Regions from separate parts of the Homo sapiens genome. Here region 1 is linked to region 2. A link is an interaction called in ENCODE POLR2A ChIA-PET data of the cell type or tissue named here. Cell type or tissue: GM12878. All regions are shown on one strand. Each heading gives the region's core, and the rest is flanking DNA. Links, peaks and the distances in the headings are about the cores only. Region 1 overlaps NR6A1 (nuclear receptor subfamily 6 group A member 1). Region 2 has its middle 120 kb from the start of LHX2.

Region 1 (4,396 bases), core at 75-4,074, 460 kb before region 2:
CACAGGGACTGAGAAGAAAATATTAATCTATGGGGTTGGGGTGGGGGGTGGGAAAGCTGGTCAGTGTATTTATGATGGGGTAAAGTGTGTCATGGCAGTGGCAGAATATTTATTTTTAGACAAATTACAGCCTTTTTCCTCGTCTAAATCATTGGTCACTTTCTCTTTAGGCTCTACTTTGTAAGATGACCCTAATGCTCTCTGTTGGTTAGAAAAGCCCTCTAGTAATGGTAGTAGCAATATTTGCCATTCAGTTATATGGCTGCTAAGTGACAGATTCCAGTCCTACTCCAAGAAGGGTCTCCTTTTTCTGGAATACAGCTGTAAAGTGTGCATAGCCTTTAAGTTATTCCTAAAGCTAAATTGGCAGGGGAGATTTCATAGAATGAAACATTTTACACAGTTAAAAAGCATTTATCCTCAGAAATCAGTTTCTCTTGGGGACATTCCACCTTCTTAGTGGAGCTTGCCCTTTTATTGTGTCCTGATATTTGAATGTTTAGCTGAATGTTTGACATCATGTGCCATTAGCACGTGGCTCCAATTTGCCAGCCTTTGGGGTACTGTGGTAAGGTATGAGTGTGTATGTGCACACTCGGTGTTATACACTCTGCTGCGTGCTGCTGGTGTGGTTCATGAATCAGGGAAGCTATAGCATGATGATTGTTTAAGATCTTATGAGTTTTAGGGGAATGAAGCAAGAAGCTTAGTTTGAAGGTGTAAACTTTTGGCTGAGGGTAAGGATTGGGGGTGGTGAAATTAGTAACTTTTGCTTTGTAAAAGGATTTTGCAGACCTAGTTTCCTTTCTCCAAACTAATATGTATAACCAGAGCATTCTTGCATTCTTTCAAACTAGTATAGATAACCAGAGCATGGAAATGAAGGGCTAGAGTTAAAGTAAGCCCTGCAAACAACTCTTAGCTCTGTGTATTAATTTTCTTAGAGGAATTTGCCTTGTCATTGTTTATTGTAATGACAGAAAACAGGGAATCCCACTTCTGCACGCCCCCCATACCCCCCAGAAAAACCCTACATACCTAACATTGAGTTTCCGTTTTGTCTTTTCCTTAGACCGAAAGGTTTTGGCTTTAAATTTTCTAACCCAGTCTGGAAGACTATAGCATAGAATAGTTCTTGAAAAAAAAGAAGAAAAGCCCCACATACCAGAACCCTTTTAAATAAATTCTTTTAAAATGCTGCCTTTTAATTTTAGGATCTTAGCTTAAAGAAGACTGGAGGAGAATTTCCCATGAAATGGTTCCCATAATAGTTTTCAGAAAGACGTGCTAGGCAGTATTGTTAACTAAAGAAAATAAGTCTATCAGTTCCACTTAGATAACCTTTGGTAATAAACGAACTCCGTACACGTTGTGACCTTAGAGCCTGAACTTTGCAATCACATGACCAGCTTGTAAACTGACCTGTGAGGATGACTGTCGTAGTCCCGGCTTAGAGGAATTGACCAAGTGTCGGAAGGGTAGTCATCAAGCTGGACTTGTCCTGTAATCTCTGTTTCTTCATGGCTGCAATAGAACTTTTCAGCAGACTACAAGAAGCATGAAATGGAGACATGGGAAGGTAAGGAACAGTCTGGGGCCCAAATCTAAGGGTTAGAAATTTTCTTTGAAGGTTTAGAGCAAATAGCCTTGAGGGAGAAGGGAGGCAGTCCACAGGCAACTGTTTTTTTTGTGTCTTCGCAGAGTTCAGCTAGAAAGTTTTCATGTATGTAGCAAGTGGCTGTAAATGTTTTGGAATGGAGAAAAGTGAGAGAGAACTGCAGTGAATTCATTGTTGTGGTTGATGAAGAGCAGAAGAAAGGGGATTAATTTAAATTTTATAGTGATTTTAAAAAAATTAAATATACGTGTCAGTACATAGATAAAATTTACATTAAAAATTGTTGTTTATTTCTTGACAGATGTTGTTTGTATTTTAAATTCCTTAATCCAGTTCGCTATCTGCCAAAGTCTTATTTACTACTGTTAATTATAGATAGAATTGGGGTCATGAGGCCATTGATAAGGCAACCTCATCCTCTGGTAGGGAGCTTCTATACTTTACAGTTTGGGATATAAGACTAAGCCATTGCTAATTTCTTTTTAAGTGGGTTGCTTTTTAAATGGGTACATTTTCTGCATGTGTGTGTATGTAATGAATAGTCACTAGTGTTATAACTTGTTTATTTGGGATAGTCTCCTAGTTATGTGAGAAACCCCACTTTTCCACAACTTTATTATTTAGGCCAGGAAAGACACATACAGCTGAAGGAACAGATAAAATGGATGAATGTTAGTATTAAAGTTTTGCCATGTTTATGAAGTACAAGCTAAGAGTTTGCAAGAGTTTGGTTTTCTTAAAGGCAAGCACTACTGAGAAGAGTTCCCGACTCTTTGAAGCAGTTGATAAATTTCTAGGACTGGCATTAACCCTACGAAATAGCTGGTCCTGGGAAAGCTTCCCAGCCTCTTGCAGCGTGGCTAACATCTGCCAAAGGCAGCTTTGCAGTTTCATTCTCACTCTGGGGATGCACAAACCAGGGAAGTGGGACCCCCTCTGATAATAGCATTCTTCTTTTTAGTAACCTTGGCTTCATTCCTCCCTTATATGTTGTACCCCAGCACCTTACATGCCAGAATTATTGGTTTTTAGTGCAAGTTAGCAGAAACAAGAGAAAGTTTGTAGAAAATACCAGTTATATATAAGGCCTGTTATTTATCTTGAACAGCCTCCTCCCCCAGTATGCATAGAAATTCTTTGTTAAACTATCCTGGATATACTAGCTTTTCCAGAAAGGAGTAGTTTAAGAAGTAAGATTTGCTTTGGATCTGTTGGACAGGAGTTTAGGAGCTGGCAGAGTCCCAGAGCAGTAATTACATGAGTTTAGAAGGGATGACTCTGGAGAATTTAGATTTTTTTTCGACGAGCTTGAGTCTCTTAGTGATATGTAGTCTGCTAGCTCTGAAAGAGAAAAAAGGTTTGCACAGAAAGTTCTCCCCTGGTTCATATTTAAGTTTTGAAACTTCAGTTCTTCTTAGTCATTCAACTGCAGAAAATAACTTACGGTACCAAAACAAGAACTTTCATAAAATAAGGAAATGAATTTAAAATTGTTCACCTAGATCTTTCATTGAAAATTCTAATAAAGCAAAATGAATGATCCCAGTTGTAGGAGGTTTTGGAATCTTAAGAGGCAAAATCAACTGCTTACAAAAGAGGTCAGTGAAAATGCTACTGTAAAAAAAGCATTGCCTGGTTTTAGATATTGGGCCCTTGTCCATTTAAATTAACCTTTGTCACAGCTGGGCATACAAATGTTTTGTTTTAGTTCACAGAGGGTTAACTCTATTCAAGCTTTCACTGTGGCAGGCCTGATCTGTGGAGTCATACAATCTGGTCTTTCAGCCCTGCCAGTCGCTAGGCAGGAAGTCTTATTTCTTAAGCTATCTTTCAGAATGGGGGTTGGGATTTGGAGAAAGGTGGGGGAAGGGCTTTGGAGCATCTGTAAGGATCAATAACAGAGAGAGAGAGAGAGCCGTAAGAGAGGCCATTGTGCACACTTCAAGATAGATGCAGCCCTTGTGCACAGCCCCTGCCTGGCAGGACAGACACCTAAAACCAAAACAATGACACCGAATGAATTCTCTGTGAAAATTAGATTGCCGCTTAAAGGAGAAAAATACTTGAGTGCCCTTTCAACGTTGGGGAATATTCTCATTCCTCAACTTGCAAAGATTAGGCAACCCCCACTAAAAATAACTCCAAATTGATTTTTAAATGCCTTTTGTCCTCATGCTAATACTGTATTGAATTGGAGAGGGTGATCATTTGGGTCTTGGTCACATGCATCAAAGCATTGAGTAAGTAATCTTTTTTCTTCTCTCTCTCCCCCTCTCTGCTCTCTTCCTCCCTCCCTTTTTCTCTTCTTTTTTATTCTAATGTTTGCTTTACCCTGTTGGTTTTGGAGGCATCATTAAGGGAATGAAAAAACTAAGATTTGGTTAGGATTTGAGTAACACATGTGCGAAATCCCTCCCCGAACAGCTGGTATTGGCTCTCGAAACTTCAACTGAGCTAAACAGATGTTCCTAGTGTGTTATTTTGAGATAATTTAAACCAGACTTATAGTCAAGAACTCTACAAAAATTGTAGATTTGATTTTTAAATGCACTAAAGTTGTGATATCGTGCCACATCTTAATACATGTTATATGGGTGTTAAGCAAAAACACCTGAGCTTGGGAAAGTGAGCAGTTCCGCCAATGAAATTGTGATATTTAAAACACTACCAAGTTTGTTATTCTTTTACTCCAGCCCAGATTTTCATTTTTCAGATTCCCCTTTCCCAAACCCTGTAACATTCCTGTTTTACTGTATCCTTTTCCAGAGGACTAAGGCA
Region 2 (4,396 bases), core at 117-4,116:
GCTGCCTTTTTTTTTTTTTTGAGACTGTTTCTCACTCTGTTGCCCAGGTTGGAGTGCAATGGCGTGATCTCAGCTCACTGCAACTTCTGCCTCCCGGGTTCAAGCAATTCTCCTGCCTCAGTCTCTTGAGTAGCTGGAATTACAGGCTCCCGCCATCACGCCTGGCTAATTTTTGTATTTTTAGTAGAGATGGGGTTTTACCATTTTGACCAGGCTGGTCTTGAACTCCTGACCTCAGGTGATCCACCCGCCTCGGCCTCCCAAAGTGTTGGGATTACAGGAGTGAGCCACCATGCCTGGCTACAGGCTGCTTTTAAGGAAAAGAACAAGATGGAGGGAGAAACTGTAGACTAAAACAATATAAAAGACACCCCAATTTTTAAAAATGGCCAGAACTAAACTATAGTGTCTAAGTATGTCCACTTGATTGATAAAGCTACAAAGAAATGCCAGGAAGCAATTGCCACAGATGTCAGGATAGTGGGTTATTTTTTGCGGAGTGAGTGGGGAGCCTTGGTGACTAGGCAGGAAACAGGGAAGTCTTCAGGAGGCTGTGGAAGTTCTCAATCTTGAACCAGGTAGTGGTTACAAGGGTGTTTGTTTATTACAGTTCATAAAGCTATACATTTATTTTAGGAGATGAAATAAAAATAGGGAAAGATGTTATAGAAGCATGTTAAATAACATGAAAAATGCTTGCCCATGTCATTATGGGAAAAGGCAGATTGAAAATCATTAAGTATACTATGATGCCACTTTGTGGGTGGATGGATGGATGGATGGATGGATGGATGGATGAACAGACAGACAGGTAGGTAGGTAGATGGATGGATGGATGGATGGATGGATGGATAGTCAGGAAGGTAGGTAGATAAATGGATAGATGAATGGATGAATGGATGAATGGACGGATAGATGGATGGATGGGTAGATGGATGGACAGATAGCCAGGTAGGTAGGTAGGTAGATGGATGGATGAATGGATGATCAAAAGGATGGATGGATAGATGATAAATAGATATAGAGATAGATAGATAGATACAGACAGACAGATAGAAATAGAGAAAGATGATAGATAGATAGATAGATAGATAGATAGATAGATAGATAGATAGATAGATAGATGTAAAAAATAATTATGGAGGAAAATACACCAAGGTGTTACTAGTAATGTTTGGAAGTAGGCTTTTTCTGACTTTTGTTTTCTTTTACCATTCTGTGCCATGTGAATCTTGCACAGTGAATATTTTTGTTTCTCATGAATCACTTAAATAAATGTTACTTTTATTTATTTTAATCTTTAAAAAATGGCATTTGGGGCTGGGCACGGCAGCTCACACCTGTAATCCCAGCACTTTGGGAGGCCAAGGGGGTGGATCACCTGAGGCTAGGAATTTGAGACCAGCCTGGCCAACATGGTGAAACCCATCTCTACGAAAAATACAAAATTAGCCAGGCATTGTGGCACATGCCTGCAATCCGAGCTACTCTATCTGTCCATCTGTCCTGGAGGCTGAGGCAGGAGGATTGCAAGCTCCGTCAAGAGGTTGCAGTGAGCCAAGATCGCCCCACTGTGCTCCAGCCTGGGCGACAGAGTGAGACTCAGTGTCAAAGAAAAAAGAAAAGAAAGAAAGAAAGGAAGGAAGGAAGGAAGGAAAGAAGGAAGGAAGGAAGGAAGGAAAAAAGAAAAGAAAGAAAAAGACACTTGGAGCACTCGGAAGAAAGCAGCAGGTGCACGGCCTTCTTCACTCTTATAGCCATTCTTCCCTAACACACTGAAAAGGCTTTCACACCCCCTAATAATCCCAGAATTATGAACTAAGAGTAGACCCCTCATTTTTAAAAGGTCTGGCTTTTTTGGTAGTGGTATTAATATTGATTCAGGAGAGAACATTGAAATAAATCACGCATGGAAAATACCATGGTACTCTAAGCGTTCCCCTCCCTGGCAGGGTCCAAGGCGAATTCAGCACGGGTTGATGCCAGAATCCAGCAGGCGCCTGGGAATATCCCTGAGGCTGGATCGAGAACCTGGCTGGGTGTGGTGAGACTGCGTCCACCCTTTGACTCTGCCAGGCACACAGGACTCCTTGGGGACTCTGGTCAGAGGAGGCCTTTGCTGGTCAGAGTAGGGGAGGAAGTGGGTGGGTTTCTTCCCTGGCTGAGAAGAGATAGAGATGGGGTGGGGGGGGGAGGGGGGGCGTTGCCTCAGGAGCCACAGCCTTATCACCCCCAGGGCAGCCCACCTGCCTGCCCTGCACCTACCTGCTCATCCTCTGAGGCCCCCGGGCTGAGTGAACAGCATTGCCAGCCCAGGACCCCAGGCCAGAGTTGGGACACATCCTTGACTTGTCCCTCCCCTCTCTTTCTCAGCATCCCATCCATGCCACTCCCATCTCTCAGGGTCTCCCATTTGTCTCCATCCCAAGCTGCTTGTTGTTGTTGTTGTTTGTTTGTTTTTGAGACAGGGTCTCGCTCTGTCACCCAGGCTGGAGTGCAGTGCAGTGATCTCGGCTCATTGAATCCTCTGCCTCCTGGGCTCAAGTGATCCTCCTGTCTTAGCCTCCTGAGTAGCTGGGACCACAGCATGAGCCACCATATCTGGCTAAATTTTTTTTTTTTTTTTGACGGAGTCTCACGTTGTCACCCAGGCTAGAATGCAGTGGCGTGATCTCGGCTCACTGCAAGCTCCGCCTCCCGGGTTCACACCATTCTCCTGCCTCAGCTTCCTGAGTAGCTGGGACTACAGGCACCTGCCACCACGCCCGGCTAATTTTTTGTATTTTTAGTAGACACGGGGTTTCACCATGTTGGCCAGGATGGGCTCAATCTCCTGGACTCGTGATCTGCCCACCTCGGCCTCCCAAAGTGCTAGGATTATAAGCGTGAGCCACCTCACCCGGCCTTTGATTTTTTTTTTTTTTTTTTTTTTGTAGAGATGGGGTCCCACTGTGTTGCCCAGGCTGGTCTCGAACTCCTGGCCTCAGGCAATCCTCCAGCCTCAGCCTCCCAAAGTGCTGAGATTACAGGCATGAACCACTGCACCCAGCCTCCAAGCTACTTTTCCTGTCTAGCTTTCAGCCCTCCGGCCGATGCTGACTGCTGTGGCTGCTCCACAATGGACAATGCATGCCCCCTAGGGATCCTGACAGAATGCATGCTCACCGCCTCCAGGCACAGTGCTGAGCACTTTGCCCATATCAACGCCTTTCATTCTCACAACCACATGAGGTGGATGCTATTAGGACCCCATTTTCCAGAGGAAGACCTTAAGGACCAGGGCTCACCTGTCAATTGCCGGATGTCACAGTGACATTAGTGATGAAGACAGGACTCAAACACAGGCAGCCTGGATCCAGAGCCCAAAGGCTCCACCCCAGGCTTGGAGACAGAAAATGAGAGATCTGGAATCAGACAGATCTCTCACAGCAGCCGTCTGCGAGCTGCATGGCCTTAGGAAATTCACCCCATCTCTCGCTCTCTTCTTTTTTTTTGAGACTGAGTCTCACTCTGTCCCCTAGGCTGGAGTGCAGTGGTGTGATCTCGGCTCACTGCAACCTCTGTCACTCTGGTCCCAGCGATTCTCGTGCCTCAGCCTTTCCAGTAGCTGGGATTACAGTTGTGTGCCTCCATGCCTGGCTAATTTTTGTATTTTTAGTGGAGATGGGGTTTTACCATGTTGGCCAGGCTGGGCTCGAACTCCTAACCTCAAGTGATCCACCTACCTTGGCCTCCCAAAGTGCTGGGATTACAGGCGCGCACCACCATGCTTGGCCTCACTCCATCTCTTGAGTCTCAGTTTCTTCATCTGCATGGTGTGGGTGCTGATCTTGTCTCGGCCTGTGGAGAAGGGAAGAGGAAACTATGCACATAAAGGGCTTCCATCCTGCTTGGCACAGCATGGTACTCAGTGAATGTGAGCTACTATCTCATCGCTGACTGACCCTTCCGCCTCCATCTCCACTCCCATGTACCACCCAGCAGGCTGAGTCATCTTCCTAAAATCCCTTAATTATTCCCTGATAAAAACCTTCCACATCTCTCCAAGGCGCCTCATTGCTTTCAAGATAAAATGCTCTCTCTTGACCCCGGGATTCCGAGCCTTCCTGACATGACCAGCTCATTCCCCACCCTCTCCTTTCATGCCTTACCCCCTCCCCTCCTGCTCCTGGTCCTCACTTGCCTTTCTCTGATGAGCCAGGCCCCTCAACACCCTTGTCTCTGCACATGCTGTTCCCATGCCCCGGGAAGAAATCCTCTACCATGCCCAGTAGGCTATCTCCAGCTCATACCTCCTCAAGTTCAAGGTCACCACCTTTGTGGCTTCTCTTCTCTCCCCGCAGGCGGATCAGCCAACGCGCTCCCCTCCACTCCTGCCTTGTAATGTCTTTACTAT

The links. Peaks named below come from ENCODE experiments on the same cell type or tissue, not always from the same donor. Only the 100,000 strongest peaks of a DNase experiment are listed, where the experiment ranks them.
Region 1: POLR2A ChIA-PET joins it to region 2 with 6 read pairs; 1 of 35 experiments calls an interaction of 5 or more read pairs at or near these places.

The regions. Positions count from the first base shown.
Region 1 is chr9:124,592,932-124,597,327 of GRCh38, reverse strand. The region is part of intron 2 of NR6A1 (nuclear receptor subfamily 6 group A member 1); the gene reads left to right. Among named protein-coding and RNA genes, the nearest start is that of MIR181A2HG, 63 kb to the left of the region's middle. In GM12878, for the core only: no CTCF peak of the experiment used is centred there; no DNase peak of the experiment used is centred there; H3K4me3 peaks cover 661 bases; H3K27ac peaks cover 1,505 bases.
Region 2 is chr9:124,132,641-124,137,036 of GRCh38, reverse strand. No RefSeq gene overlaps it. Among named protein-coding and RNA genes, the nearest start is that of LHX2, 120 kb to the right of the region's middle. In GM12878, for the core only: a CTCF peak has its summit at 3,137; no DNase peak of the experiment used is centred there; H3K27ac peaks cover 470 bases.